Regions from separate parts of the Homo sapiens genome. Here region 2 is linked to region 1. A link is a loop called in an ENCODE intact Hi-C map of the cell type or tissue named here. Cell type or tissue: IMR-90. All regions are shown on one strand. Each heading gives the region's core, and the rest is flanking DNA. Links, peaks and the distances in the headings are about the cores only. Region 1 overlaps SAYSD1 (SAYSVFN motif domain containing 1). Region 2 overlaps DNAH8 (dynein axonemal heavy chain 8).

Region 1 (16,039 bases), core at 4,979-12,978:
CTTTTCAACCTATCAACAGCATGTACATTTGCTTGTTTCTTCACTAAAATTCCACCTTTTGCTGTGTTTTGCAAACTATAGCAAGTAAAAGTGGTGTGTTTGCATCCTTGTTCAGCACTTCAGTATCCTTGTTCAGCACTTCAGTATTCACATGGTGTGAGGGCAGTTTTTCTGCCAGTAGTGTATTCTCATTATACACAGCATAGTGTAGTGCATTGTTGCTATAGACATCCATAAGATCTGGGTTGGTGCCACATTCTAGCAGAATGATGACACAAATCTCTTCTTGGCAATGTACAGCCTTCATCAAAGGCATCCTGTTTCATTTGTCACCAATGTCAGTCTGGCACTTTCAGTTCACCTGGAGAGTGACCACTTCCACATGGCCATTGGCACAGGCCAAATGTAAAGCAGTCGTGTTCATCCACAGATGAAGGAATACAGAAACTCCAGGATATTTGCACAATGGAATACTCTTCAGCCATCAAACTTTAGGACATCACCCCACTTCCAGCAACGTGGAGAGAGACCTGTTCATCCACAGATGAAGGGATACAGAAACTGTAGTATTCATTCACAATGGAATACCCTTCAGCTGTGCACATATACTGAAATCATATCACCTGGAGCCACACAGTTGAACCTGTTCATCCCTTGATGAAGGGATGACAAAACTGAAATATATATCCAGAATGGAATACCCTTCCACGACAGAAGTGGATGAAATCCTGTCATTTGCAGCCATGTGGAGAAACCTGTTCATCCGCAGATGAAGGGATAAAGAAACTGTAGTATATATACACAAATGGAATACTCTTCATCCAGAAAAATGTAATGAAATTACATCATTTGCAGCCACACTGTTGAACCTAGAGGACATCATGGTAAATGACCTGTCCTGTCCACCCACAGCTGAAGGGATAAAGAAACCACCATACAGATACACTATGGAATATGCTTCAGCCATAAAGCTTTGGGAAATCCTGTCATCCACAGCCATGTGGAGAAACCCAAGAAACCCAGAGGATATTAGGTCCAAGGAAATGAGCCTGGTAGAGGAAGTCCCACACCTTTTAATCTCAGGCATGGAGATTCCAAAAACTTTATCTCCTGTCCATCTACAGATGAAGGGATCAAGAAACTGTAATGTATATGCACAAAGAATACTCTTTGGCCATCAAAATAACTAAACCATGTCATTTGGAGCAACAAAGCCACTGCGGCCTCCATTTGGGCCAAGCTCTGACTGCAATGATGCCTCTGCCCCGACCCGGGCCTCGCTGTGACTGACAATGCCGCTGCATCTTTTCAGCAGTCATTGATGAGGAAGTATCTACATCCTCCTTCCCACTACCAGATTTTGCTTGGAGAAAAGCAGTTTCCTGAAATAATTCTGTGACGAGCTTCTTCCACATTAGGACAAAAATGCTGGTAACTTTTAAAAATTCCTACAGAAACCTCCTGCTTCCCTCTCCAGCCATATCCCAGGCAAGCCCCCAGCACACCACCCTGCCCCAGAACCCATTTCCCATACCCATCCACCACTCCTGACCTCCAGGCCTTGGCTCAGGCTGGCCTTCTGCTCAAAGGCTCTCCTTTGGAGTCGCCTGGCTAAGCACAGCTGTGCCTCACCCCCGCAAAATCTAGTAGTCATCTTGAATTTCTTCCTTTCCCTCACTATCATTCATTCATTCAACAAAAATCTTGTCATGTGCCCGCTGTGTTCCAGCTTTTGTTCTAAATCCTGGGAGACAGTGTAATTAAGACACACAAGTCCTACTCTTGTACAACTTGCATTTGAGCTTGGGGCAGCAGGGAAAGGAGGACAATAAACAAAACCAGATAAATGCTATGAAAGAAAAAAGATAAAACCAGTAGACTGTGATAGTGAATTAGGGGTGAGGGGAGCAGAGTACTATTTTAAATCAGCTGAGCAGGGAGAACTCACTAAGGAGGAGACATTTAACAAGAAGGAACCACCCTGGCAAAAACGGGGACTAAGCCAAGGGCACATACGGTGACATTTTTGCCGTTTGTAGTAGGAGGGGTCAACCAAGTGATATGAGGGGAAGGGAGCATTCCTCTCAGAGGGAACCACAAGTGCAGAGGCCCTAAGGTAAGAAGCAGCTTGATATTTGAGGAATGGCAGTGCCTTCCTTGGGCCATGCCTGTGTGTGATGTAACAGTCACAAACACTTCTTCACCCAGGTTTTACAGCAGAAGGGAACTGGTACTCCGACAAGTTCCAAATGAGGCAGAAGAATGTCCGTATCTCTCCTCTTGTTTGTTCCCTTCGTCAGTTTGTTTACCCCCCCACCCCCACACCCATCTACCTCTAGCTCCCTAACCTTTCTCCTGCCACCCCCCATAAAGGCCCCTAATTAAATAAAATATATTTTGGAGGAGACCATCCTAGGATCCGAGACTGACCTCATCTCTGCCTATCACTAGTTTTATGGCTTTAGGGAAATTACTTAACCTCTCAGTGTTTTCTTATCAGTAAGTTGGGAATAATAATGCCTGCTTCCTGGATTACCAGAGTTCATACATTGGAAGGCTCTCAGTAAATGGTGACATAGGAACATTCTTCTTTTTATACTCCCTAAATGATAAATTTAGTTTATTGTGAATCTCAGCATGTATATTCAGAATGTATTTTGTGTCCATCAGTCCACTATTTCCATCTGACTGCTGTCACCACCCTGGTCAATGTCTGGCTCTCTCTTGCTAGGCCTCCTCCCCAACCTTTTTAGCACCAGGGATTTCATGCTTTTGGTTAGTTCCCTGCTTAGACCTTCAGCTGTTTCCCATTTCCAGAATCTTCACTGCAACCTGCCTGGCCCTACTTTATCTGGCTCCCACCCTCATGCCCTCCCTCCTTAGCCCCGTCATCTCATGCTACTCTCCCCTTTGCCCAGAACACTGCCCAGATGCATTCTTCTTGGGCCAGAACGCATACTGTGCATGCATGTCAAATCTGAAACAGACATTTCTTTCTTTAATGAGTATCAGGGGTCAGGGATGTGGCTGATAATATAAGGGCCTCTCCAATCAGACTTTCTAATCTAACTGAAAAGATAATAATTACAATGTTGATGCTAAAAAAGAAGGTTCTGACAAAATAGAACTTCTGAAACATCATAAATCAGATGACCAGTATTTGTGATCCCCTTTTAAATATGCACGTGAAGAAGAATAGGGGATGTAACTGAAGAGATGAACTGAAAGTTCTGCTATGAATTGAGAACCTAAGTATGGGATGCCATGTTTGGATCTGGAGACACGTGGCTTCCTGGTACTTAAACAATCTGGCATCATACATGACATGACCTATAGTAAAAGAGAGACACTGTAGTGCTGAATAGTTTGGTGCTTAATGAACGGGAGAGCTAGTTCTGGGGGAGGCAGAGGGGGCACCCTCCCTGATGCCCAGGGAGGTCAGGGCTGACAGTTCATGAACGGTGCTTGCCTGGAAGGAAGGCAAAGAGTTAAGGAAGAAAGAGGAAGTGGACGGAATTCTAGGCTTGAGATGAGGACTGAGAATATCTTTGGGTAATAAGACCAGTTAAGCTGGAGAAGAAGGGTCATTTATGGAACAAAAGATTGTGGATCGTGTTGTCATGGAATTTCCTAGACCACTGTGACCCATTAGTGGATGGTGAAATTAATATAGAAGATCTTGTTCCCTATTAAAAATGTTTTTAAAGTAGAATAGGAAATACAAGAGAATGTCTCAGGGAGGGTAAGTGTTGACTTGTGAAACTTTGTTGCATATATGTATTCTGGATTACAGTCTAAAATGTATTCCTTATTGTAGGTCATGTTCAAAAGAGTTCCGAAAACAGTGGACTGGACACAGAGCTGTCTAAATACCTGTGTCTGCCATTAGCATCTGGCACAGGGGCCTGTCTACTGGCATTTCAATCTGTTGAACAAATTGAGGGTCTTGGGTTCCAGCCCAAGGAGTTTGGATTTTATCCTGTAGACAGTGAAAGTTTTTGAAGGTTTGTGAACAGGAGGGTAATAGGTCTTTAAGAAAATTCATTTAGCAGTTGTACATAGGATGGCTTGGGGAGGGAAGAGATAGGAGGCAGGGAGTCTAGTTAGGAGACATTGGCTGGGCCTTGGGTGAGTGACAATGACCTGTGTAGGTTAATCACGGGATGGGAAGGTAAGGGGGCCCAGTAATGGCTGTAACAGTGGTTTTTGTTTGTTTTTGAGACAGTGTCTTGGTCTGTTGCCCAAGCTAGAGTGTGGTGGTGCAATCTCAGCTCACTGCAGCCTCCGCCTCCCAGGTTTGAGCGATTCTCATGCCTTGGCCTCCTGAGTAGCTGGGATTACAGTCGTGTGCCACCATGCTGGCTAATTTTCGTATTTTTAGTAGAGATGAGGTTCCACCATGTTGGCCAGGCTGGTCTCAAACTCCTGAGCTCAAGTGATCTGTCTGCCTCAGCCTCCCAAAGTGCTGGGATTACAGGTGTGCACCTGGCTGATTTTTTTTTTTAAACGTAAAAAGGATTTTTGTTTCCTGTCTCTATTTTAGAATCATGTCACTTGTAATATTTTAGGTCATCTAATCCAATCAACAAAGGTATATTGACTCTGTATTTGAAGCATTTGTCATGACTGTTGCATTATCAGTTATTCAGGAGTTTCTGTATGGGGCACAAATTAGCTCTTCTTAGCAGCAGACTAATCTGAAGAAATGACTCCCACGAATAAGAATCTGTCTGAATACGTAGGGCTTTTATTAGGTCACATCTCACTAAGTGCTGATCAGTTTTGATTCAGTTGGAGTAGAGCACATAGGTTCTTTGGAGATGATTGTTTTAGAGAGTTGCATGAAAGAATAGAAATCAATGAGCCAGCAGCCTTCTCAGAGCAATGAAAACTGCCTTTTCAGATTAGTTTTGATCATCTCAGCTCCATTACCCTTTATTCTTTCTTTTGTTTGTTTGTGTATCCTAGGAAGCGGCTCAGCCCCAGGGCAGCACATCAGAGACACCATGGAACACAGCCATTCCTCTGCCGTCGTGCTGGGACCAGTCTTTCCTGACCAATATCACCTTCTTGAAGGTTCTTCTCTGGTTGGTCCTGCTGGGACTGTTTGTGGAACTGGAATTTGGCCTGGCATATTTTGTCCTGTCCTTGTTCTATTGGATGTACGTCGGGACACGAGGCCCTGAAGAGAAGAAAGAGGGAGAGAAGAGCGCCTACTCTGTGTTCAATCCAGGCTGTGAAGCCATCCAGGGCACCCTGACTGCAGAGCAGTTGGAGCGCGAGTTACAGTTGAGACCCCTGGCAGGGAGATAGGACCCAGCTGTGCTGTCATGCAGCTAACCTCTGATGTGGTCTTCCTCACCATTGGCTATGGATTTGATTTCAGGTGTATAGGACTAAGGGCAGCTTGCGGGTTAGCTCTGTGACTGCATAGTTTTTCTACCTTCTTTCCCTGATCTTTTGCTGCCATTTGATCTTTGATAGTTTTGGTGAAACTCTCTAAAATACATTCACTGTGGGTCCGACGCAATTTATAAAAATTATGTACTCAAGAAGGGAGACCTGTTTGTTTCATTTCTCATCTGTTTGGGAGATGATTTTAGAGCACTAGAAAGGCACTGGGGAGATTCTCAGCTTAAAACATCCAGCAGTTTGAAGTATGATTAGGTACATCAGGGCTGCATTGTCAATGTTCTCTTTAAGTCTTTTAACATTTATAGCAATTTTTTTTTTCCCGGAGAGTTTAGGTTGCAAGTTTTGGGTTTCTTGTTTGTTTTTGTTTTGCTTCCTGCTTTAATTCTTTAATTTTCAGTCATTACTGGTATTGAAAAATAAAATATCTTTAAAACATCTCCTCTTCAGAAATAGGTCCCTCTTCATTGCCCATCACCATCTTCCACTCTCCTATTATTTTGCCACTACTCAGTAAAGGAAGGTAGGAAGAGACAAACGCCTAAGTGCAGGTGTGGGGAGGGATTTCACAAGTGGTTATTAACGGCCAGTTCAGCAAGAAGTGTTGAGTGTGTACAAAGGGGAGGGCTGGAAGTGTTAACTCCAGACCCGTTGGCTGCTTGAGTTGTTTCTTATATTCTAAAGCAGCAGTCCCTAACCTTTTTGGCACCAGGGACCAGTTTTGTGGAACACAGTTTTTCCATGGACGGGGTGGTGGTGGAGGATGAAACTTCCACCTCAGATCATCAGGCATTAGAGTCTCATAAGGAGCACGCAACCTAGATCCCTCGCATGCGCAGTTCACAATACGGTTCTAAGGGCTTTAGAGTAAGCAGCTTTTTCACCTGTGGGCCTCTGGTGAGAAATTCTGTAAATTGTGATAATCAGGCTGGATTTTAATGCTGCTTTTCCAGTACAATGTTAGAGTTTGGGTTCATTAAAATTAGGCAAACTCCCATTGGGTTAGGGCTTCTCTCATTCCATTTTGTGGCTAACCTTACTGTGTTTCAGCCCTTGCTGAAAATTCTTCTGATATGTGTTGCCCTTCCTCACAGCCCTTTGGCCATTGGGAGTTTGGCTGTCCCTCAGAGCCATCCGGTCAAGCAGATGGTCTGTTCTATCTCACAGAAAAGTCTTTTCTTCCATGAGTTCTGTCTGAACTGAACATGTAAAAAGTATGGGAAACAGATGAATCCCTATTAAACATGAAGTTTTGATTGTATTTAAGATACAATTTTGTTGACTGATTTATTTTCTTAAGGCTTTCTTAATTTTCTTGATACTTTCCTTGGGCTTTTCTGTTTCATAAAAGCCCCATACAAGGGAGTAATTCCCTAATCTTAAGTTTTACTGCAGTGCTCAGGGCAGTAAGCATTGCTGTAGGAAAGAACTAATTTGTATTTTAAAAACATATAATTCAGACTTTCCCCTAAAACAAAATGCCTGTAACTCTGAATTAGGTTTGATCCAATTAGTAATCCCAGTGGGGTAAAGACTTAAGCACGCATGAGACTTGACCTATGGGTGGACCTCAGTAGTGATTTTTGAAATGCAGCTGTTTTTGAGGTGGAGTCTAGATTGCCTCAAACCCATCTTGCATGAGATTTTCTGTGAACAATTTGTCACTTCTAACCTCTTACCAAAGGTGCATGTAATGATGGCATTAACTTCTAGGAAAAATAGTGTGTGAATCAATTAATGGCCTGGCAGGGAGAAGAAGAAAGAACAATAAGTATTTGGTGCTCTGATCAGACCATTAGGTTTTAGGTGCAGCCTTGATTTTCCGAATTTAGGCCTATTGATCTCAGAATTTCCACTCACAGCCTGACCATTAACCCAGCATGCAGCTTCCATTAAAGGATTCTTCTGTCATCAGGGAACTTGAAATCCCAGAGGTAGATGCAGTCACTGTGATAGCTTTATACACGAGTGAAGTCGTTTGTGTCCAAGTCTAACAAGTAACTTGGTTTTTGCTTTTATTCACATTATCCCATCTTGCCTATTGATAGGGACTGTTCAACAAGACTCTACATCTAAAGTTGGAAGGGACCCCAAAATACCATCAAGTGTGTTCCCCACCCCCAACCTTGGGCAGGGCCATCATTTATTCCCAACTAAAGATAATTTGTTTCTAGTGAACCCCTAAAGAAGATTCCAGGTACTTCCTAGGAAGTTCTTTATGTTTACTGAAAGAACTTTTGCCACCCCCATCCCCGCCATCTGGGGTTATTTTGTCTCCTAATCTCAGTGGATGTGGAGTCCCTGGAGGCCTATGTGAGCATCCTTCACACTGGTAAACCTTTACTCAGTTCTCTTTTCTCTCTGCTCTTTAGGCCAAGTCATTGAGCTATACCTCTGGGACTCAATCACTTTCATGCTAGCCCTGACCTATTCTAAGTGTTTCAGGTTTGGGTGGGGGTGAGTGGCCCTGTGGATGGGTATAATGATCTTTCTCAAAAGCTTTGGAGCTTTGCCAGTGATGACTTAGGCATGTGTATTTTGTGCTATTAGAGTTATGCTTTGAGTATAGGCTGTCTTTCACATTTGCCTTTTGACTGATCTGTGCGTCAATCAAAAAGCTCTGTGCTGCAAAATCTTAGAAAGTTACAGAATTGAAAGAACCAGTGACCCTCAGTTGGGCAGAAGACATCAAAATTCGAGCTGTGTGTTTTTAGTTCCTGCCACTCATACCAGCAAATATTTGTAGATGCCCTGGATTTGGCGCTGCTGGGGACACACACATATGAGCTCCTGCATAGGATGAGCGTCCCTAAGAGCCCGGGGATGCAGGGGTGGGGTTGGGATGTCATGAAGCATGTTGCCGCCAGGCGGTGGCGTAGAGCTGCCACTATACCTCACGGGTCCCTTCACATCACACTTGAAAATTTACGTAATGTGGAAAACCCTCTGGGATGTTTATCTCAACCGCTTGTGCTGCTTTTTCAGATGTTTTTTTCAGTTTAAAACTCACAGAGGAAAGGGCCCATCAGAGGTCCTGGGAAAGGCATAGAAAGCTACCAGAAGTGATTTATATATGTATTTAAAAATAAAACAGCAGCCCCTCTCTAGACTTAGCAGGCAGTGTTACAGTTGCTTGCACATAGCTAAGCTTTGCGGGAAGGGGAGGTGGAATGACTAAGAATTTACATAGTTGGCAGAGAAAACCAACTCCCTAAGCCAAAGAAAGTAACTTTTGAACCATATGCTTTGGTTTCTATCACACATAATTTTATTTCACAACTTTGGAGCACTAGGCTACATAAAGACTTGGATCCCATTCTCAAAAATCTGAGAGAGAAGACAAGATGAGTGCACACAAACTGTATTATAAAGTACAGGACATAATGTGAATGTTTATAAAGGTGTAAGGTGTGTGTGTGTGTGTTCAAGGGAGAGATCACTTGCAGTCCTAAATTCTATACTATATAGGATTTTCACTTCTATGTGAAAAATACTCTTTCCTTAACAAGTCATGGATGAACGTTTTGAAAAGTATGGTCTATAGACCACGCACCTGCATAGGAATCTCCTGTAGTAATGTTAAAATGCAGATTCCAGGGCCCCCACTGACTCAGAATGTCTGAGGGTAGAATCCTGAGAATCTGCATTTTAACAGCCTCCCAGGTGTGATCTCTGGCACAATAAAGATTAAGAGCCGCTGACGTAAACAATAAATGTTAAAATAGGAAGAAAATTTAGTGATTATTAGATCCAAGCAAAGAAAATTGGTGTGCATTTTTAAAGGGAGCAATGAGGCTTGCTATTTTTCAAACTGTTCATTTGGAACACCAAAGCGAGAGACGAAGAAACATAGCTTTAAAACAATGAGGAGCTAACTCCAAAGACTACGTGGAAATTAAGTCCTTTATTTTTGAGGTTTTCTCTAAATGATTACAACAAGAAGTACATGCTCATTTTAGAACATTTTGGAAATACAGGAAGGAATAAAATATTGTTGTACTTCTATGCATATATTTTAGAAGCCAAGAGGTACATGGGGTGTATAGTGAGAACATCTCCCTCCACCCTGCCATGTTTGTTCTTTCTCAAGCCTGCAAATGACACCATTCTAAACACGCTATTCTTTCCCTTGCTTTCTTTTTCTTTCTTAGGAGTTTGAGTTTTATTTATGTGCATTTGAAGTTTTTATGTAAGGGAGTGATATGATCCAATTTACTTTTTTTTTTTTTTTTTTTTTTTTGAGAGACAGAGTCTCACTCTGTCACCCAGGCTGGAGTGCAGTAGCATGATCTGCCTCCCAGGTTCAAGCAATTCTCCTGCCTCAGCTTCCCAAGTAGCTGGGACTACAGGCATGTGCCACAACACCCAGCTAATTTTCGTATTTTTAGTAGAGATGGGGTTTCACTATATGCTGGCCTGCCTGGTCTCAAACTCCTGGCTTCAGGTGATCTGCCCACCTCGGCTTCTCAAAGTGTTGGGATTACAGGCATAAGCCACTGCAGCCGGCCCCCAATTTTCATTTCTAAAAGATCATCCACGCTATGGTGGGGAGTAGATTATCTATGTCATTCATTCATCCATCCATCTATCCATTTACAGAGCATCTAAACTTTGCCAGTCCTGGTGCTGGGCGTAGCTCATACAGACATAAGGCAGACAAGGTTCCTTTTCTCAAGGAGCTCACAGCAAATGGGGGAGGTAGCCAATAACCAGACAGTTACAGTGCAGTGTGGTAAGCCACACTGAGTATGTCGTCTGAACGAGGACCACAGCATCAAAAGAGGATCTTAAATCACAGGTCAGGAAAGGCTTCCTGGAGGCAATGACACTGTGCTGAGTTTAAAGGAGGACTAGGTACTCCCCCAAAAAAGAAGGTGGGGGCAAAAAGTAGCATTTTGGTCAGAGAAAACCACCTGGGAGAAAGGTGATAATCATGAAGGAGAATAACAAGCTTGGATGCATTCTGAAGACTTGGATGTTTAGGAACAAATAAAAGGAATTGATGAGAGGCAATTCCAGAAAGGAATATTGAGTGCCTCTTGCTTTTTGAGCAAACAATATTTCTTAATAATTACATCAGCACAAATAGAGCTGCTTCCTGCTTTTTCACAGCTACAGAGTGTACCATTGTATGGATAGATTATAACTCAACAAGTCTCCATTAATGTATATTTAGGTAGTTTCTAATCTTTTGTTGTTGCAAACAATGTACAACAAATATCCTTGCACATATGTCATTTCGACATATGGGAATACTTCTCTGGGATAATGTCTTAGAATTAGATTTGCTGGCAAAAGGATATTTGACTGAAAATGTTGATAGATGTTGCCCTGCGTAGAAGTGATTCTTATTTACATTCCTACCAGCAATGTATGAAAATGCCAATTTCCTCATATCCTCACCAACACAGGGTGTTTTCCCAACTTTCTGTACTTTGCCAATATCTGAGAAGTGAAATGACACCTCATAGTTTTAATTTAAATTTCTTATTATGGGAGAACATCTTTCTATAAATTTGTGAGCCATTTGTATTTATCTGTGAACTCTTTTAGCTTTTGCGTGATTTCTGTTGAGTTCTTGGGAATTTTAAAATTTCATTTAGGAACTCTTCATAAATGAAGAAAATTGGCTCTTTGAATTATGCATTTCAAATATTTTTGCTCAATTTGTTCAAACTTGTTGCCGTTTTTGTTTCTGTGTGGAAATTTTTTGTTGTCAAATTTATGTATTTTATGACCTGGGTTTTTGTCATACGGCAAAAAAATTTCCATGTTTACCCATTGCTTTCATTTTCTATATTTAAGTTTTTTATCTATAGTATTTAGTTTGGAGTGGGGTTACAGATAGGGATCCAGCTTTATTTATTCAGGCATCTATTTGTTCAGGTATCTAGTTCCCTCAGGTTTATTTATTAAATAACCCATCTCTTTCCTGCTAATTTAAAACCCTTCTGTATCATATACCACATTTCTTGTGTATTTGTATCTATTTTGGGCTTTCTGGTCTGTTCTTTTGATCTGACAGCTTTTTCACTTTTTATTATTGTAGCTCTTTAGTGTGTTTTAAAATCTGAATGGGCTAGACACCTCTTTATTACTCTTATTTTTGCTTTCTTTTTTAAAACTTACACTTAACATGTTTATTTTCTCCCTGAGTTCTTTAGAATTAACTTGACCAGGTCCCCAAAATTTCTCTTGATATTTTCATTAGTTTCACATTAAATTTACAGATAACTTAAGGAGAAGAAGCACCTATAAGTTATTGTTTTACTGTTCAAGAATACGGTATGCTACCATTTGTTTAAGCCTCTTTTACTGTCCCTCAGTTGCATTTTCAAGTTTGCTTTATATTGATCTTACTATTCCCTGTTATTCCTGGTTATTTTATCTTTTGCTATTAAGTTCAGTAGATCTTTTCTTCTATTATTTCCTCCAACTTGTTGTTGTGTATGTGTGTATGAAAACTATTGATTTTGGTATATTAATTTTGTACCAGTCCTTTACCAAATTCTCTTACTAATTATAATGATTTTTCAGTTGATTTGCCTGGATTTGCCACATAGGTAATTATTTCCTTTTCAAATAATGTAAAATTTAGTTCTTATTTTACCTGTGGGGTTTTGTTTTGTTTTGTTTTGTTTGTTTTGTTTTTTGAGACAGGGTCTTAATCTTGTCACCCAGGCTGGAGTGCAGTGGAGCAATCTTGGCTCACTGCAACCTCTGCCTCCTGGGTTCAAGCAACTCTCTCACCTCAGCCTCCCGAGTAGCTGGGACTACAAGTGTGCGCCGCTATGCCTGGCTAATTTTTTGTATTTTTAGTAAAGACGGGGCTTTGCCTTGTTGGCCAGGCTAGTCTTGAACTCGTGGCCTCAAGTGATCCTCCCCTCTTGGCATCCCAAAGTGCTGAGATTACAGGTATGAGCCACTGTGCCCGGCCTCTTTTCCCAATTTTTATGCCTCTTATTTTTTTCTGTTTGTCCATTACGTTGGCTAAAGCACCCAGAAAAATATTAAATCAGAATAGTAATCAATGATATCTTTGTTTTGCTCTTGACTTTAATGAGCATGTGCCAGTATTTCCCACTAAGCATGATCCTGGCTTTGGGGTAGTGAATAGATAGACAGACAAACAGATATCTTAAGAAATTACTCATCTGGGCCAGATGCAGTGGCTCACGCCTGTAATCTCAGCACTTTGGGAGGCCAAGGCAGGCAGATCACTGAAGGCCAGTAGTTTGAGACCAGCCTGGCGAACATGGAGAAACCCCATCTCTACTAAAAATACAAAAATTAGCCAGGTGTGGTGGTGGGTGCCTGTAATCCCAGCTATTGGGAGGCTGAGGCATGGGAATCACTTGAACCTGGGAGGTGGAGGTTGCAGTGAGCCGAGATCGTGCCACTACACTCCAGCCTGAGCGACAGAACAAGACTCTGTCTCAAAAAAAAAAAACAAACAAAAAAGAAATTACTCATCTGTACTTACGTTATTTAAAAGTTTTTCTTAAATTAAGAATGGATGTAGAATTTCACAAAATCTCCTTTCAATGTAGTGGAAATTAATCTTATGGTTTTTCTTTTTGATCAATTAATATAATCAATTAATATTACAGATTTATATATTGAACCATCCTTTTATTCCTGGAATAAACCACCCTTGATTGTGATGTACTATTTTTTGATGTGCTGATAGATTCTGTTTGTTAATAGTTTTATTTATGGTTTTTATCAGTGATTTTCATGAGATTGTAGTATTTTTTAGCACTTTAGATTTTGAAATGTATAAAAAGCATATTTTTAAGGTCTTCATTATAGATTGCTCCCTTTATCATTATGCAAAGCCCTCTTTGTTTTCTTTATTGCATTTTGCCCTGAATTTATTCTTATCTGATATTAAGGCTGGAAGCCCTGCTTACTTTTTGTTTGCATTTGCCTCATGTGCCTCTGCCCATAGTTTTGTTTTCAGCTTGAATTATTTTTATTAGGTATGCTGCTCGTATATAAAGACTAGTTGGGCTTTCTTTTATAATCTATTGTGAGAATATTTTCTTTTAATAGGTGAGTTTAACTTATTTATGTTTATGAAAGTCTTGCTTATCTCATCACATTTTATATTATTCTGTTTAGGTAGCTTCTTTTACCATATGGTCTCTGGGTTTTTTGTGTTTGCTTGTTTTGTTTCTGTGTATGTGTGTTTCTTTCAATAATCTAGAAAGTTTACATTTCTGTTTCAAGTTTATATTTTTAACTTTATATTGATTACTTAAAAATTGATATTTTTAGGCAATGTTTATTAACATCTGTAAAAAATAAGTGTAATAAATTTATATTTCCACCTTCTTCCTACTTTTCTCCATCTTCCAACCCCCAGCTCTACTGATTTATTGACTAATTGATTGACTTTGTATCTTTAAATATAATTACAACCTACTACTTGAGTTATCAGCCTTAAATGATATATTTTGACCTGATAGATAATGAAATCAACATACCACCACTACCTTTTATGCCTCCTCTCTTCCTTCCCTCATTTTATTAGTTATACCCTATTGTTAAGGTTTATAACATTTATATTCTGTTCTTTAGTCCTATCTCTACATTTGTTTTAGTCTTAGTCCTATCTACAATTGATTTTTTTCACTTAGTGATTAACTCTGAATATATTCTCATGTTATTGTCCTATAGTATTGATTTTGACAGCTGCATAATATTTCTGTATGGATAAATGTGCCAGCCTTTATTTAGCCAATCCCCTATTATTAAACATTTCAGTTGTATTCAGTTGTCACTAGCATGAATAGTACAAACCAGGCTAACCTCTTTGAAATTTAAAATTCTATATTTCCATCTCTTAGAAAAGAGTAATTAGAAGCCAATCCCTATTAAAACCGGATCTCACACTTTAATCACCAAATCCCCTGGTGATCTCGTGAAAATGTGGATTCTGATTAAATAGGTCTGGGTCAAGGCCTGAGATTCTGCATTTCTAACCACCTCGTAGGTGATGCTGATGCCACTGGTCTTTGGACCACACTTTGCATAGCAAGGTCTTTGAATACATTTCATTTCTAGGGAATTCTACTTGAATAAACAAAATGCTGGAAAACATAGTCTATAGCAGTAGTTTCACTGTGTCTTATGATACAGTTTAAAATATCACATTTGTATCATAATAACTTGTAGCATATAATTATTATTTGTGAACATTCATTTTACAATTTTCTTAAATCTCATTTGTTTGGGCTTATTGTGGATATGTCCCTGGAACCCTCTCAGATGTGTACATCCCTGTCACATGGAAAAAAAGGCTGAGACCAGAAATAAAGCAGAGGTCAGACGGGTACCTTAGAATGAGGCAGTGAAAAGAAACCTTTGGACCTCAATTTGTAAATAATATCTGCACTCTTAATCTCTTGGGGATGTTGTTCAGTAGGTAGGTGGTTGTTTAGGTGGTTTTATCCTACCAGGCCCAAAGTGATCTGGCCCCTGCCTCTCTTTCCAGGTTACATTCACCTCCTTGGTTTGGCAGACTTTCTGTAAAGGGCCAGTTGGTAAATAGGCTTTGTTGACCAAACTGTCTCTGTTGCAATTACTCAACTTTGCCATTGTAGAGCAAAAGCATCCATAGACAATATATAAGTAAATGAATGAGCCAATAAAACTTTATTGATAAAATCAGGTGGTGAACCATAGTTTACTGATCTAACAAACTAAATATGCTTCTTTCTGCTTTAGGGTTTTCACTGTTGCCTTTTCTGGGAACTCACTCCCCTAGATGATCCTAGGTCTTGCTCCCTTACTCCACTGGGGTCTCTCAGATGTCACTTCATCAGAGAGGCCTTCCCTGACCATCCAGCCTAAAATAGCACCCTACCCCCATATCTCCATGTCCTTTACTGCCTTTCTCTCTCGGTAAATATTTCATTGATTGCTTCACTAATAATATTGATCTTATTTTAATAACTCTTAGAGAAAAGCATATGTGCTGACAGGCAGAGTATTCTTTATATACATGGCAGTTCATTTACAGTGGACCATCTCTAGGGACAGAAATAGCTTTGTTTTGCAGAGCTTGTTTTAATCATTTTTCTTCTAATGACTTTTCCTCTGAGATTTAGACTAAGTTTGGCAGTGCCAAACATATTGTGAAATGGCACCAGATTGGTATGAAACAATCGCCTTGTTCTAGATCCTCATCAATAAAAAAAAATGTCTTTGGCTATTCTGGCTCTTCTCATAGATTATTATCAGGTTCTGTCCCATATATAATTTTCAAAAAACTATTTCTGCAAAGAGGAGCATTTCCTAGACAATTTGCATTTTTCCCAGAATCCTCATGGCCTAATAAAAGGCTGGGCAATGCAGGGTGAGTAGGGGCCCTGTAAGAGACATTTCCTGAAGAAACATGATCATTTTGGAAATTCATGTTAGAATCTGATCGCTTTGGAGGATCCAGCCCCAAGGAAGAGAGAGAAGTCAGATTCTGAAGTTCATGTAAGGTTTCTGTGATCTTGCTGCTATAGCCTTTGGAAATCTACATCTATGCATCATTTTTAGTGCGGCTGAAGAAAGCTGTTCTTCATGTGGGTGGCCAATGCAGAGGGTGCATGAGCCCCACACTTCATTATGG
Region 2 (8,000 bases), core at 1-8,000, 130 kb after region 1:
AAGTAAAAAAAATATTTACACAAAATCACAGCAAACACTTCTGTGATATTTCTGAAACATATGTCTAAAATTCCCAGGAGATTTTGGAAATATCACAGTAAACACTTCTGAAATTGATGAAAAAGAATTACCTACACTCACTGTATTGTCACAGAATTGGGCGATGGAATTTTAGAAATTGAAAAAAACCTTGAAAGATCACCTACTTCTGCCTCTAACTGCACAGATGGGGAAACAGAAGCCCTGAGAGAGACATAACTTGATCAACTAACTGCTTTCAGCTAACTGATTTCACAGCAAGCACGAAAGTCCAGGCCTCCTGACTCTTAGTGAAGTGTTATTTCTAGCCCTCTATTATTTGATTTTAAGAGATATTCAGCCTTTTATTCCTGGACACTCCACTGGTAACTTCACCGCCCTAGCAGTGAAAATATTTTTCCTCCGTTTTAACCCAAACACATGTGGTGTTAAGTGCAAGGGCACTTTAGCCCCATGGCTGGACCATGGTCCTGTTGCTCTTCTTCCCTTTAGCACTTGGATAATGGCCACTAAAAACACAGGTTGCCACATTAACCATATGGCAAATACCCCCAACCAGCTCTCCATGATAAGCACAGTGGAAGAGTTGAATCATCACTACTGGGAACACAATCATAAAATATTATTTGTGAATTGGGAATGAAATAGCAGAGTTAAAGCAATATTTGTATTAGGATGTGATAAGGTCTAGCAAAGCGAACAATTCCCAGATAAGAATGTATGAAATAGGCTTCTGTGACTTGAAAGCTGTAATTGACAATCCAAAGGCCACAATGGAACTTAGTAAAGATAACCACCAGCAAAGCATTTAATCTGATTTTAACTTTCTCAGTGTTGGGAGGCAGACAAACACCACATCCCTCTCCTGGGCAGCCAGGAACCTAGTAAAGTGGTAGGGATAATGAATTAGGGGTAAATACACACAGTATTTTCTGGGATGAGCATTAAGTTCCCCTCCATCTTTGGACAGGGCAGGGAGAGGTAATGTGAAGTTCTGCCCATCACTGTACACAGCTAAAAGCCTGACTCCTGGGATAGACCAACTGATTTATTTTGTCCTTCACCCCAACCCCAGGAAAGAAAGAACTCCAGGTAGGGCTTAAAGGAATCTCTTCAATTCTCTGTGAAATCAAGGAATGGATCCAGTGCATTGAAAATGTATAGCTTTTGAATTACAGAACAAAATATAAAATTCAGATGCAGAACAAAACACTAACAATAATTTAAAAAATCGTAACAGACAAGTTGCTTGGTAATCATAAAATTATTAAATTACTGCGTCAGTACTAAGACTGTAAAAGCAAACAGCAAATGACTTGAGAAAGACAGGGAGCTGCTGTTCCTCCTCCTCCTCCAACATCACCACCACTTTTACTATCAGGTAATAAATAGAGTCAAAACAATACATAAATCAGAGCCAGCCAATCCTAGTTCAGCCAATCCTAGCAACCACATTTGAAGAGTACTTAACATCTTTGGGATGGTGATAATCCTATCTTGAAATGTGGTTGTTAGTATTACAGGAGATGGTGCACATAAAATTCTTGGCCAGCACAGGCACTTTCAAAACCAAGCTCCTATCTTTATAATCCATTAGCTCATTCTACAAATATTTATTGAGCTCTGACAATCCCCTGCGTGCTGTTGTGACAGTAGGAGAGTCAGCAGTTACGAAAAGACAGTCTTCACCCTGGAGAATCTTACATTCCAATAGTCAGGGTTGGGGGTTGGGGCAGGGGGCACACACAAAATACATAAACAAATATACACTATACCAGGTGGGGAAAGTGCTATGAAGGAAAAGAGAGTAAGGAGACAGAGCGGCAACGGATAGCACCCTCCTGGAAGCCTCTCCAATGGGGCCTCAGCACACCACTGGCCATCTCCTAAATGTGAAAACTGCTTTCTGCAGTTACCTGCACAGTGGAGTGTAAAAATGCTACTGTGTAAAGCATCGGCTTCCACATGGGTAAATTACTGATGTCCAGAAGGTCTTGATTAATTCCAGCAAATGTTCTTTTCAAACCTGCGCGTACACCTTGGGGTGGCTCATTAGTGAATTTGAGAGAGGTCTGTCATGAAAAGAAAACAGTGCTTTTGTTTCTATAAATTACTATAAAGAATAAAATAGAAATTACAATATTAGGCTGAATATCCTTTATCTGAAATGCTTGGGACTGGAAGTGTTTTGAATTTCAGATTTTGGAATATTAGCATTAAATTGTTATATGAGCATTGCCTTTGAGCATTCTATTGGCATTGAGAATGTTTCAGATTTTGGAGCATTTCGGGTTTCGATTTTCAGATTTAGGATGCTCAACCTGTATATCAGAAAACAATATGCTTATGGTACATAAAGTGGGGGCAAAGTTCAGCATTGTATAAACTAAGTACATTGATCAGAGCTGAAACTCAATAAATTAGTACTAAGTCTTAGAGCTCTTCTATGGAAATATTTACTACAGTCTAACCTTGATGTCAAGATTTTGATGATTATAGTATTATAGTATAAGATCTTGCAGTCCAGACCCTACAGGACCAAAAAGCCCTGTTGTGTTCCCATCTTTCAACAATGTCAATGATGTCATCTTTATTACTATGACTCTCGATGAAAAGACGTTTAGTAACAAACCTGAAGCAATGTAATTGGAAATCGATCATGGGGCTCCGTAGTTATCCATACTCGGAAAGAATCATCACTGGCTTCAGTGGTAATTAGCGTCTCTAGTAATTCTTCCATGAATTCCAGGCCAAGGTGGCAATTTTGTAGTAATACCCAACCACCCTGTATCCAAAAATAAGTTCATATTTATTTCTTGTAACCTTTTTGCTATGATTTTAATAAAACAAAATGTGCACTTTTTTTAAAAACCATGTGAATACTCTGTTTTGAACACATTTTTAAAAATTATATGTCAATACAATCATTTCTCCTGCTATGGTACAAGTAATTGGTACAAGCTAATTACTTAGAATCAAGTGGGTTCAAAATGATTGTATTCTGCCACCCCTGGTTCAGAAAGGAACAGAAATTAAAACTTGAAGGCAGACTTGTGTAAGTACAGTGTGTGCACCATCTAATGGTGGGAACGGGTATTTTGGAATCAGTAACAAGTTGTCCTGCCTAAGGTAAATCAGAACTGACTCACCCCCAAAACCCAGAAGACTGGTTCACAGTTATTCATAGTTACAAAGAAAGATACACATGATCTCATGAAAGCTGGAGACAATACGTTTGGTGACATTTACTACCATAATGCTAAGCTTTATTCTTTATCATCACTCTCCACACTTTCCTGAAACCACATAACTTATTAAGCACTTTCTAAATAAATACTTGATTAAACAAACTACCTTAAACAATATGTCACAAAACCATCACTGCCCTGTGAGAACATAGTTTCTTTACTAGACATTTTAATACCTTTATACAGGAATCAGCTATCTTGAACTACATAAAACTACAAAATAGTGAGCATGATAAATATATGGCAAGGCATATATACCATGTCTCAACTGTAAGCGAAAATACAACTCACACCGGCTTAACTAGTAAAGGGGATGTGCCGTCTATACAACTGGGGTTTCAGAGGAAAACAGCATTCAGGATTAGTTTGTGTCATCATGGACCCACTTACTTTCTGGTTCCCCACTCTGTGTTCCACAATGCCAGCTTTATGCTAAACATGGTGTCCCTCAAGGCGGCAACATGGCTGCACCTGCTCATGTCTGGTTTTCTTTTCTGATTATGCCATATAATCAATACTTACCCCACTTTGACAAACAGACCATGGAAGTTATAAAGGCTAGTATTCCAAAGACAGTTAACATGAACACCGTATTTAAATTAAAGTTTTGCACCCACAGAAACTAAAGAAATTATTTAAGGCCCAAAGTTAAACTGTCAAATCACTCAATAGAGTGAAACATTTGATCCGAGTAAAAATAATTATGTATAATTGCTTTGAGATATACATGTATAAATTAAATAAATTATTGAATTTAATTAAGTGATAAAGATTGAGGCTTAGGGCATTTGAGAATTAATGACTAGCTGGAAAAGTTGATGACCCAACAGAGTTTTAGCCCATTAACCCTCTCTAGTCATTAATTCCCAGGGAAAAGCTGCACCAAAGTTTGTACAGACATTCTGAGATCAAAAGCTTAAAAATAAACCAATATCTTATTTTATTTTTATAAATGGTATAATTTCTTATTACAGCTGAAATGGCTATCTACAGAGCATTTCTAGAAAATTAATGTCCTGTGTATTTATTAGGTGTGATGGGAAATCTCTCTCAACACTCCATTCAGCTTGCAATTATTAGTGAAAACCATTATCAGTATTTAAACATAGCATCCTTAAATATTCCTTCTTTGCCTGAAATGATCCGTTAATGAAAAATGAAAGTCTGCCTTTAACTGAAAATGGAAATTTAACTGTCTCAATCTGTCACTCCTTAAGTACTACCTATTCATATTGATCATGAAATTCCAAGACTGCTAGAGATGCATTCTTAGAAATCAGAAGGTGTGTCTCCCAAATCATAAAACGAACAAAAAATTGGTGAAGGTAAAATGGAGCATATACTATAGAAAATGGAATAAGCTTTCCATGCGAATATCAGGAGGAAACTAGACTGAGGTTTAAAATTCACAGGTAATGATAAACAAAAATGGAAAAACCAGGATTGAGCATCACGAGAAGAATGTGGTAACATCCATGATTGTGGGGTTTCTAGCAATAATGTTGCAGCAGGAGCAGTCTCTTGTCACATACCTGCTGCATTGACATCTGAATCAGCTTTCGAGCATGTACTTCTTGTCCTTGCCCCATTGAGATAGTTCTACATTCTGTAACATAGGAGAAAGTTCACTATGATGAAACACAACTCTTACAGCAGGATTAGAATGAAAAATTAATTTCTGAATGATTATAGCCTCCTTCTATTGTTTCTAAAAAAAAAAAAAAATCTTTGCTGTTCAAACAGGCCTGGCCTTTGGTTGTGTGGATCAGAGAAATGCATGGAGCAGAGACCTGGAGGCACCACCCGGAAAAGCGTGGGTTGGGGGTCAGGAAGGGAGAGAAAAAGGCACGTATGGTGGGCTTTTAGAGAGTTTGAGATTCTTTGGAGACAATGAGGAACAAGATCAATGGTGGGAGAGGCAACTACAATGCTATCACAGGTATTTGTAGGGAAAAAGGATTTTTTAGTTTTGCTGTAAGTTTTGGTTAGAATCCTTTTCGGCGTTTTAGCAGACGCTTCTGTAAAGATTTAATTTTCTGTTTATTCCTTTTAGATATCAGGCTCACAGTGTTTTCTGTCTGCTTGTTTTGGTTTTCTTTGTATGTTTGATCATTTTTCTGAGATGAAATTTGAGACAGTTCAGCCCTGTGACGGGTACATTCAGGGGCAACTGTCTAAGACCTAGTTCTCAGCTGCTCCTCAGATTAAATCACCACCTTGGAACTAAACATGAAAACACTCCACGATGAGAAATGTCATAATTCCAGAGATAATACACCATTTAGGACCAGATGTCCCAGGCAGAGAACCATGCTTGTGACCTCCCACATGAATTAGCTAAAATGAAGAAGTCTGAGAATCATGTTTGCACAACTGCAATTGGAAATTAACTCTTAAGCAAGCCCTTGTGGACCCAAATTTTCTTGAGTTCTAGAGGCATAATCCCTGTACAAGGAAAAGCAATCAATGGAGACATTGTGAACCAGTGTGTGTTTATGGTAACTGCTGGTAGAGACTATAAGAAGCTGGAGACTTCATGGGGTGGGGAGGGAAGTATGTCAGAAACCAGAGACACTGTCAGGACACACCATTTAAATGGCATCCTGTGGTTAATGGCCAGATATTCTGAGAGGGTCTGCAGGGTGCAAGATTAGGGATTATTCGTGGGCTCAGGGTCACAGGGAGACACTTTGCAATGAGAGCCTGAAGGAGGATGGAAGAGCACTCACTGCTTGGAGAATCAGGAATTGAAATGGGCCAAGTATTAACAAGCAAAGGTGGATTTTCCCACCAAAGCCCACATGAATCTTTCCAGCTCCTAAGGGGAATCTGGCACCTGAAAAGAATCCCACCCAGCCTATAAAAGCAGAAGAAAGGAGAGGCGTGACTTGAATGGGAGGAGCCTCTGGATCGTGGATAGATATCGAGCCCCACTTATTTCGGAAGAACACACAAATGTTCAATAGATCAATGAGGGAAAGTGATAGGCTCAAAAAGTATTAACACATGAGTGTGAGCCACAGCCTCTCTGTCTTCTTCCAACTCCTCTGAAACACACCTTCTACAAGGAAGGTCTAGTTTTCGTTCAGGTGGCCCTGGGACAGTTGTTGCTTGATCCAGGTATTGGGTCAAGAGGCGATTTAGAGGCATCCCTTCATATCCAGAATCTGGCCATTTCCCAACTCTGCTTTTATTTCCTGGTGTAAGTGACCGCCACCTCTTGCCTAGATTCTTGGAATGGCCTCCTAACTGGTGACAACCTCACTTCCACCCTTGTCCTCTACTAGCTATTCTTCCTACAGCAGCCAGAGGGGTCTCTCAAGCCCTAAATCAGATTATGTTCATCCTCTGCTCAGAACCATCCAATGGCTTCCCATTGCATCCAAGGCAAAATCCAAAATCCAAACCAAAGTTCTTATTTACAGACTATAAGGCCCTACACAATCAGTCCCTGCTACTGCTGCCACACACCACCCCCCACTCCCCCCCACACACACCTTTTCTTATCTCACCACCCCCCTATCCATTCACTTTCCTCCATCCATAACAGCCTCCTCCCCAGGCCCACCCCAGCCTCATTGGTGTTCCCTCCTTCAGAGTTCCAGACTCACTCCCTTCACATCTCAGGTTTTTCTCACCCTGTCAGCAAGACTTTCCTGACGGACCTTGTTCTATCTAAAACGGCACACCTCTCCCATCACTCTGTCCCTTCCCCTGCTTCTTAGCATATTTTATACTTTTCTTCTTAGGATATTATGTACTACCTTGTTTATCAATAACTGTCTGTTTTATCCCCAGTCTAGAATATCAGCTAGGGACTTAGACATGGTGGCCAACCCAGCACCTAGATAGTGCCTGGCACTCAGTAGATGCTCAATAAATATATATTTCTGAACCTTTATAATTGAGGTATAATTTCCATATAAATTATGAAATATATACTTCATTATAAAGTGTATACTTTAATATTTTAAAATATGTTTTTAGAGTTGCATAACTATCACTACTATCAAATCATCTAATTCCAGAACATTTTCATCAACCCCAAAAGAAACCCCATACCCATTAGCAGTCACTTCCCATTCCCCCTTCCCACCCCAGCAATCACCAATCTACTTTGTCTCTATTCCAGACATTTCATTAAATGGAATTATGCAATATATGGTCTTTTGTGTCTGTCTTCCTTCAGTTAGCATGCTTTCAAGGTTCATCCATATTGTAGCATGTATTACTTCATTCCTTTTTATGGCTGACTAAGAGTTCACAGCATGGATATACCACATTTCTTTATCTGTTCATCAGCCCCAGACATTTGGGTTGTTTTCACTTTTTAGCTAGTATGAGTAATGCTGCTATGAGCATTCACATACAAGTTTTTGGGTGGATGTATATTTTCAGTTTTTTGGGGGTATATACTTAGAGGCAAGTTTGCTGAGTCATGTGGTAACCCTATCTTTAACTTTCTGAGAAACTGCTAGACTGTTTTCCAAAGCAGCTGCACCATTTTACATTTCCGTTGGCAATGTATGAATGTTCTAATTTTTCCACATCCTTACCAATACTTGCTGTTGTCCCTGTCTTTGATTATAGCTATCTTAGTGGGAATGAAGAAATATCTCATTGTGATTTTAATTTGCATTTCCCTAATAACTAACAAAGCTGAGTATCTTTTCATGTGTTTATTGGCCATTTGTACATCTTCCTTGTAGAAAT

What was found. Hi-C counts contacts between places; a loop is a spot of excess contacts. Peaks named below come from ENCODE experiments on the same cell type or tissue, not always from the same donor. Only the 100,000 strongest peaks of a DNase experiment are listed, where the experiment ranks them.
Region 2: it touches region 1 in a loop (11-fold over the local background); 11 of 110 quality-filtered maps call a loop at or near these places.

The regions. Positions count from the first base shown.
Region 1 is chr6:39,094,706-39,110,744 of GRCh38, reverse strand. SAYSD1 (SAYSVFN motif domain containing 1) reads left to right here. Exons shown (of 2, transcript NM_018322.3): 2 at 4,969-6,682. The coding sequence ends at 5,313. It also overlaps the pseudogene ANKRD18EP. Among named protein-coding and RNA genes, the nearest start is that of SAYSD1, 12 kb to the left of the region's middle. In IMR-90, for the core only: a CTCF peak has its summit at 8,284 (motif pointing right); a DNase peak (open chromatin) is centred at 8,574; H3K27ac peaks cover 164 bases.
Region 2 is chr6:38,968,485-38,976,484 of GRCh38, reverse strand. DNAH8 (dynein axonemal heavy chain 8) reads right to left here. Exons shown (of 93, transcript NM_001206927.2): 83 at 4,820-4,893; 84 at 2,672-2,824; 85 at 1,956-2,111. Among named protein-coding and RNA genes, the nearest start is that of DNAH8-AS1, 19 kb to the right of the region's middle. In IMR-90, for the core only: a CTCF peak has its summit at 3,119; a DNase peak (open chromatin) is centred at 3,124.